Linked DNA regions of Homo sapiens: region 1 is linked to region 2. A link is an interaction called in ENCODE POLR2A ChIA-PET data of the cell type or tissue named here. Cell type or tissue: K562. All regions are shown on one strand. Links, peaks and the distances in the headings refer to the core of each region. The heading gives the core; the rest is flanking DNA. Region 1 overlaps LOC105377975 (a long non-coding RNA gene). Region 2 overlaps LOC285762 (a long non-coding RNA gene).

Region 1 (4,402 bases), core at 306-4,305, 160 kb before region 2:
ACAGGGAGATTGCAAAACTTGTTATTAAATTTAGATTTAAATAATCACAAATAACAAAACCATAATAGATTTTTAACTTCAAACTTCACCTCCCAAACTTCCACTTTTGTTCTTTTTTACATAAAGATACCAAAATGTATGCAATTTACATACACTTCTGCTACATTCCAGTTTTTCAAATTACCATCATTTTCACCTCACCAGTTTCTGTATCCTCTTTACTACAATTTGTCCTAACCTTCTTAGTTCTTTCCCTGATTCAAACACATATTTATCTGTAAGCTACAGCATTTTTGCTATTCCAGGAAATTTTTACCCCTAAATTGGTGAGTCTTTGCCATTCTGCTTTCATTTTAATGAGAGTTTATAAATTGTTTGTTACTATAGCCTGTTTTATTTCCCCCACAATATTAGCTGTATCCAAAAATCTTTTGCTATGTGTAGCATATGCAACAAACCTTATTGATCAGGCTTCTTCTTCCATTGGAAGATCTTCAATTAATCAATTCCCCAACTCATATTGACTTTAACCAACAATTTGTTTGTAAAGAATGCATTATGAGATCCTTCATGACAAGCTTTTCTTTTTTTCCCACAGCATCTGTGCCGTATTTTCATTTATCATTCTGATCTCCTCTCTTCCCTCCACTCTGCTACGTGCCTTGGGAAGCTGATCTGCACCAACAGGCCCCCTTGGTCCCTAACTTCCAGTTGGGGTCACCCAATGGAGAGCATCTGCAGGAGCTTGGCAAGTAGGAGGCAAGTGAAATTGAGGTCATTATGCCCCTTGCTCCCCCTTCTGATCTCTGCATACTGGTTGACCCTGCTAGGCAAACTTCTCCATACAGCTACCCTCTTCTGATTCTTGTCACCACTCTATCTCATTGCCACCTCAGCTCTAGGGGTGGAAACAGCTTCTCATTTTGGTAGCCCTTGGATTATGAACTATCTCTTCTACTTTCATAAGTGATCCCTCTATTAAAATTACTTCAATCTATGCAAACTGAATGTTCTTCTAAATGCCATACCTTCTTAAAGGCCTTTGAAAATACTCTGAAATTCAAATTCTATTTTGTACATGTAGGTCCTTTATCATCTTACTTTCCCAGTTTTGTATTGAAGTCATTAGTCTTAAAAATTTGTATATTTTGCTTACAGTTTTCTGTCTAAAAATCTTTGCATGATTATTGAGAAAATCTGAAAATTATGAAAGAGAAAAATACATGTATTATGCCAACACCAGCACAAATGTTTTGAAAAACTTTTCTTTGTATGAAATTTTACACAGGTATACTATATCTTATGTTCTTGTTCAATATCATATCATAAGAAATTATTCACATCGTTCAAAACTCTTTATAAAAATTATTTTCAGAGACTACATACAATTTTCTCTCTAAATATGTTATAATTTACTAATTTTCCTCATGCTGAATATATACTGTAGATTGTTGCTCATATTCACCATTCTTAATAACACTTTTATAAACATCATTATGTGCAAAATTTCTTTAGGTATTGATTCTTAAAAGTGGAATTAATCAGTAAGTAGTTATGAATATTTTAGTCTATTGATACATATTATTAAATTGCTTTCTAGAACATTCTCACTTCCATTAGTATTATATAAATGAATGACTCACTGACCCACATTAAAATTCAGTACATTAAATCTTTAATATTTTCTATAGGTCAAAAATTGGTGCTCATTGTTCTTTTAATTTGCATTTCTTTAATGGGTTGAACATTTTATTTTCTCTTTATCAATTATCAGTTTAAGTACTGTTGTAGTCCTATTGTTCATCTAATTTATGTAAGCTCTTTATACTTTAGGGTTATAAATTCTGTTTTTAATGATATTCCTTGCAAATATTTTCCCCCACCCCCGAGTTGAAGCTTGTCTTTAAATTATGGTTTGTATTGTTTGTTTTTAAGTACCAAAGTTGTTTGAACTTGTTTTTAAAGTCTGTTATAATTTTTTTCTTTATGATTTCTTCCAGTGCTTTTAAGGCTATAAGTCCTTCCAAATCTAGACACAGAATAGATGTTAATCTTTTCTATATTTTCTGGCTTGATTATTTTATTGTTATTTCTGTATTTCTCTCTGGAATTTGTTTTGGTAGAGTATAAGATAAGATCTAAACCAATTTTGTTTCTTTTTCCTATTTTTTAAACAAATATCAAAGTAACTATCCCACCATCATTAATTTATAATATTTCATTATTTGTGTCACCTTATATTTACTAAGAACTGTTTGGCTACCAATTTTTCCCTTCATCTCACTTCATTTTTTATAACACTATTCTGCTAATTTATCATATTTAATATGTCTTCATGCCTAGTAATGCCAAAAGAAATTAGTCTTTTTATTCTTCAATTATCTTCAATTGAATTAAACATTTATGTATCACACACTAAGACCAGAAATTCTGATTTGTACTACGTGGCATACAAAAAAATAAATTCAACATGATCTCAAGAAGTTTACAAAATAGTTGGAGAGAAAAGACATAAATACAAATAACTACAGTACAAGTAGAAGGAAAGTGGTATCAGAAAGTTATGTGGTTCTATGAGAGAATTGAGGAAGAAAATGATAGACTAGAATCAACAGGAAATCCTTTGTGTAGAAGATGGCATTTGATCTAGGCCTTGAAAAAGAGCTGGGATTTCATCAGGAAAAAGTGAGAAAGAAGAGCATGTCCATCAGGGAAACCAAGATAAGTGAAGCCATTAAACTAGGAGAATGGAAGATTCATTTGGGCAACAGGAAACAATCCAGTATGGTAAACATGTATGGGGCTTTAGGGAGAAGACAGAGGACCCATTACAATTTTTAGCAGGGGCCAGGAAAGATCAGAGCAGGTAACTGACTGTATCAGGCCTCCAATGCACAGCTATCTACCTTTTCTGTATTACCCACTCTCTATTTTCTACAATAATTTCTCTTCAGGAAAACCTTCCCTATTCACTAATTTTTAAACAATAGGAAACAGAATCTCAACCAGAACCCAACAGCACCAGCAATTGGTCTCAGATGCTGCCTCAGTGTTGCTATCGATGGTATATCGGGTCTGATTTTCTTTCTTTTCCGATAGCCTTGAAAGGCTTGCTTGAATTCATCTGGGCAGTTATCATTCTTTGGGCTCTGCTTTAAACAAATTTTGAAACCTTGAAATGACTCCAGCAACATCTGCTTCCCTCTTAATCTGCTTTTCAACAGAAGGCATTCTTGCGGCCCTGTATGTGCCCCTTTAACCACGCTGGCTTACCAAATGTAACATTCAAATATTTTCCTGAGCTCCGCGTGTAGCAAGTCATTGACCATGGCTTCATGCCTGCAGAATCTCTGCTGGTCACTATAGGCTAGCCTCTGTTAAAGTAGCAAATAAACCACAAAATATTATTGGTTTAGTCTAATTTCAATTTATTTCTCATTTGGACATAGCATGGCATTGATAGGGCTGCCCTCCTTCAACTTGTAGCTATTCCAACTGCAATGCTTGACCTTCAAGATCACTGCAGAAGTAGAGAGTAGTGGAGAGAGAGGTCAAGAGGAATGTTTTAAGGGACATTTCTGCCTTCATCTCACTAGCTAAAACTCAGAGGTATTGCCCCAACTTAAGTGCCCAGAAAAAGGAAATGGTGTAATTAAGCACAACAGGCATCTGCTTCAGAGTTAATACCATTTAGACCCTCGCTTTGGTTTGGTTTCATACTTATATCCTCTAGTCTAAAACCACACCCTATGTTCCTTCCCCTATGACATTTAATAGAGAACAAAGATTCCTACATCCTGATACATTTTCCTGGAGGGAATGAACAGAACTGTTCTGTACAGTGTTCTATTAAGTGCTCTAAATCCCTTTTTCTTCTAATGGCTGTCATTAAAATAGCATCAATTTTCTGAAAGCTAACATTGACATCAAATCTGAATTATTAAGAATATGTTCCTTGAGTTTATTATAATTGACTTTAATCAGGGTTCCATTACATACTGCTCTCTTCCCAGAGAGCTACTTTTATGCAGTGAAAAATATGACTTCTGGACAATTACTCCTTTCAATCAAATTTTAGGTTGTCTACTCCACTCCCAGAGGTTGGATATTTTTATTTCTATATTTTCTCAACCATTTTGTTATGTAAAAATAAAATAAAATAACATAACAGCCTCTACTTCTCTCCCTTTTCTTGCCCTTCTCATTGTCTCCTTGCCTTTCTTTCTCCATCCATTCTTATTCTCTACTTCCGCCCTGCCTTTCCTCTTATTCAAAGTTCTCATGCATGGCTGGCTTATGGAAGTTTTGGAAGGAAGGGCTTCTGATAATTTCACTTTTTCTGTTTCTATGATTTTTCTCTCTTCATCAGAGATTACCTGCCTTAGATCCACATATTTTCATT
Region 2 (4,402 bases), core at 85-4,084:
CAGAGGCTGCATTAAGCCAAGATCGTGCCACTGCACTCCAGCCTGGGTGACAGAGTGAGACTCCATCTAAATAAATAAATAGATTGTTTAAAAGTACAGAAGTATAAAGGAGCAGGTCATTTTGTGTGCCTGAACAAAGGCTACTAAAGAGAGCCTTGCCTGAAATCTAATAAATGCTAAAGATGCCTGTTAGTAGTGAGGATGCTCCATACGGAGACTATATTACTGGATTGCTAATATTTTTAATTAATGACTACTCTTTGTTTATTTTTCATTAACCTTCCTCAGTACTATTAATTCAGAATAAACTCTTAATTCAATTTTTGTTTGTGTCAAGGAATTGATGTTTCCCCTAGCCAGAAGAAAGTCCCTTCCCACTGTCTCTATGTATATTTTGGATACACTATATAAGAACACAAATGATTGAAGTCCAGACTGCACAAACCCCAAGAGAATGCATTTTCCAACTCCAGCAGACACTCTATTTGACCAACATACCAGACCTATTTTTCAGATGTTACACCCTTCTGCAATAAGTAGGAGGAAAAACTTCTTTCAGTTCTGTGTTTAATCAAAACAAAGAATCCATACTAGATATTTTTTCTTACTAAACACTGCTAAAATGCATTATTATGCCAAAGAACACATCTTTTCTATAATTTAACTGTCGCTGAAAAAGTATAAGTTTTCCATTCATATTCAGTTTTTGAGTATTCAAATCACTCTTACTTTTACATATATTTGAGCTTCAAAACAATCTTGGAAGGTCCTGAAGCTCAAAACAGCCTCGTAATACTATCCCTATTTTTATAGACAAGAAAATCAAAGCTGAACATATGTGGCTTACCCAAATTCGCACAATCTTTATGACCAAAACGTGCTGCTCACAAGCCAGTTTAGCTGCCATCTAGTCTAGGGAGCCTTCTGGAAACTTTCAAGTCTAAGTGTCCTTTCTTTGAGTCCTCATTGCCCCCTGCCTGTCCCTACAATACCACTCATTTTACCAGGGCTTCTCAAACTTTAATGTGCCCACAAATCACCTTAGAATCTTGTCAAAAATGCAGTCTATGATTCTGTTGATTTGAGAGTGGGGCCTGAGATTCTGCATTTCTAACAAGCTCCTGAGTGACGCTGATGCTGCTGGTCTGAGGACCACACTTTGGGAAATAAGACATTGCAGTGTATCCTCACAGCCTGGTTATATTTCATTCTCTTCCACTCCACCGTATGTTCCATAGGGCCATGAACTATGCATTGTTAATCATAACATGTCCAGCATTCAGATTTGACAGTCTGTAAAATCTCAATAAATATGAAATGAATGAATGAGTGAATGAATGAGCAAATGAATGAATGAATGAGCAAATGAATGAATGAACAAATAAATAAGTGAAATCCATGTTTTCTAGACTACAGTTTTTTCTACTATATCATGCTGAGTTGTAAAAACATAGGCCAAGTCTATCCTTCCCTTTTAACTGCCACATTAAAGGTAAACAACAGCTGCCTTAAGAAAACTCAATATCTCAGTGGCTTAACACACTGAAGGGATTTTTTTTTCCTTTTCCTACTCAAGGTAGGAAAGGAAAGGTAGGGAGTGCTCTGCTCCACTCAGTCATTCAGCATCCAAGCTGACAGAAGCTATATCAACTTCAATATGAGGCTTTCAAGGTTATCCCATAATTTAATATCTAACTGGCACATGAGGCCTGGAAATAACCCATCATTTCTGCCTCCATTCCAAAGTAATATGGGAAACGTAGTCTTTGATTGGGTTATAACTCATATACACTAGAGAGGGGAGTAGGAGGCTTAGATGGGCAAAGATCTGTCTATTCCTCTATAAGCCCCCAAGGCCTCAGCCATGACTACCCATTCTTCTTCAATTGTACTTCACACTTTCCCAGATTTTATAGCTGAATTCATGATGTTCCTTTTTCCTGGAATTCCTTTACCCTGAACAAGCTCTGTCTTTTCAAATCCTACTCATCTTTCAGTGCACATCTCAAAAGATATTTTTTCATGCAATTTTTCCACATCTTCTAAACAAATGTTTCTCCCTTCTTTTTGAATCTATTTCTTTGTACTCCTCTGAGAATCTCTAGCACATTCTGCCATGCCTTTCAGTTATGGGTGTACTTACAAGCTCCCTCCTCCACCAAAAAAAAAAAAAAACAGGAGCTATGTCATAATCAGCTTGGTAGGCCTCTTGGCATCTAGCCATAAACCTTACTTACAGCAGTAACTCAGTAGATATAGGCATTTTTGAGTTGAATTGAAAATATATCTAATAAATACAGAAAGCTTATCTGGTAACAACCTTGCTCTATGTTTTTCCAACAGAGAAGACAGCTATAACTCCAAAAGTGAGAGAAAGTAGAAGACATGCCAGTGCTCAAAAGCTACAAATGTAACCAGAGCCGTGGCATAAAATGAAATACTTCTGGTTCATATACTTCCACTGAGCAGCATTGCATTTTATACACTTCTTCTTTAATGGTTCAGACATATAGTTCTTAACATCACATGGAGACTCATAACCTTCAGAATACAGCATGAATCAGCTGGCTGCACTGCAAAGAGAATACAAAATACCATCAAGAATGTCCTAACTGGAACAGTAAACTTTTAAAGTACAAACAACTCATCTGTTAGCAGCCTGGCATTTTGCTTTCTGGAAAGTAAATACATTAGAGAGATATCTTTAAAGAGAGTCTATTACCTGTGTAAGTCAGCAATTTTCAATCATGACTGTAGCAGATCCAGGTGAGAGACACTGCGACCTGGCCTTATAGCAGGACCAATAAGCATAAGCAATCCCTTGGTCCTAAGATGAAGACTTACTAATCATTAGTTCTTGAATCTATAACTTCCTTAGGTTAGGTCAGATTTGTCCTCGCTTACTCAGCTTATGGGGCGTGGATTCTTATATAGCCAGTCTATAGAGAGAGTATCAATAAAGTCATAAATCTGGGGGAAAAAAAAGTCCTCATTATCGCACCTGTCTGGTTTTTCAAAATCTTGCCTAAGGTGGTCTGGTTTGCTGAAGGGTGCTCCAGGAAGTGCAGTCTCCAGGTGTAACAGCCTCCCAAAGAAACAGTCTCTGTTTTGGCTGGAGGAAATTGTTGATTTTCCTCTGAAGCCTGGAATCAGCAGTTCTCTGCTGCTAAAACTCCTGCAGGGTTTTAGGGGCAAGTAGCTACTTTAGAATTGAGCAGATGGGGTAAAGGAGATAAGGAAATGTAGTTTAGAGAGACTTCCCACGAGAAGGCATCCTTTTCATTCCTTAAACTTCCCACCACCACCTCACACACAAGTGAAAAACGGGTGCAGAAGAATATACGGGGGAAAAACGGTAAGCTTGGGCAAAGTTCCCTGCAGAGGGAGAAGAAAAAATAGGATGAGACTTAAGAATTTTATAGTCCTAAACACTGGAAAAATTATGGCGAATTCTTCCCTGCCCCCAATAATTATCATGTGAATCATTTTGATCTTTATTTGTTAACAGTAATATATAAAACATAATACTTTTTCCAAACAATTTTGGATACCATCATTTTATGGTTGTACTAAGGACAGCTAGTCCCCTACAGGAGTCAGAGACTTTAGGAAGTATTTAAGACCTAATTCTATGGTTATCTTCTCAAAATATAGGATTCCTGGGAGCTATGACAGGTAATCTAGCAAAGTGAACTTATCAGTTAAACTTAATAGTTAATTGGCCAGGCACAGTGGCTCACGCCTGTAATCCTAGCACTTTTGGAGGCCGAGGCAGGAAGATTACTTGAAGTTAGCAGTTTGAAACCAGACTGGCCAACATGGTGAAACCCTGTCTCTACTAAAAATACAAAAAAAAAATTAGCCAGGCGTGGTGGTACATGCCTGTAATCCCAGCTACTCGGGAGGCTGAGGCAGGAGAATCGGTTGAGCCTGGGAGGTGGAGGTTGCAGTGAGCTGAGACCACCCCAGAGCACTCCAGCCTGGATGGCGACAGAGCAAGACTCCGTCTAAAACAGAAAAAAAAAAAAAAAAAAAAAAGCTTAATAGTTAATTTATCCATTAAACTTAAATTATCAACTAAGGACACTATAAGTGCTTTTCATATGGCTGCACAAGATATTGCAACTGATACCAAGGTGAGTAAAGCAGCAGTCCCTACCTTCGAAGGGTTAGTTGCCTGTTTAGAAATTTTTATTATGGTTTTAAAGTGAGGATAAGCTGCAGAAAGGCATTTTAAGTACAAAAATAATTGTAGGTCACACAGGAATCTAATTTATAAAAGAAAAGGGAGCATCTGGAGGATTCAGAAGAGGGAAAGCAGACACCTGGTTGGATGGAGTAAGAAAAGACTATAAATGGGAAGGATTTCTGAAAAGACTTAAGACTTGAAGGATGGCATGTG

The links. Peaks named below come from ENCODE experiments on the same cell type or tissue, not always from the same donor. Only the 100,000 strongest peaks of a DNase experiment are listed, where the experiment ranks them.
Region 1: POLR2A ChIA-PET joins it to region 2 with 6 read pairs; 3 of 35 experiments call an interaction of 5 or more read pairs at or near these places.

The regions. Positions count from the first base shown.
Region 1 is chr6:119,642,916-119,647,317 of GRCh38, reverse strand. The region is part of intron 2 of LOC105377975 (a long non-coding RNA gene); the gene reads right to left. Among named protein-coding and RNA genes, the nearest start is that of MAN1A1, 300 kb to the right of the region's middle. In K562, for the core only: no CTCF peak of the experiment used is centred there; no DNase peak of the experiment used is centred there.
Region 2 is chr6:119,478,249-119,482,650 of GRCh38, reverse strand. All of the region lies in intron 1 of LOC285762 (a long non-coding RNA gene), which reads left to right. LOC107986525 (a long non-coding RNA gene) reads left to right here. Exons shown (of 3, transcript XR_001743825.2): 3 at 2,344-4,402. Among named protein-coding and RNA genes, the nearest start is that of MAN1A1, 130 kb to the right of the region's middle. In K562, for the core only: no CTCF peak of the experiment used is centred there; a DNase peak (open chromatin) is centred at 2,170.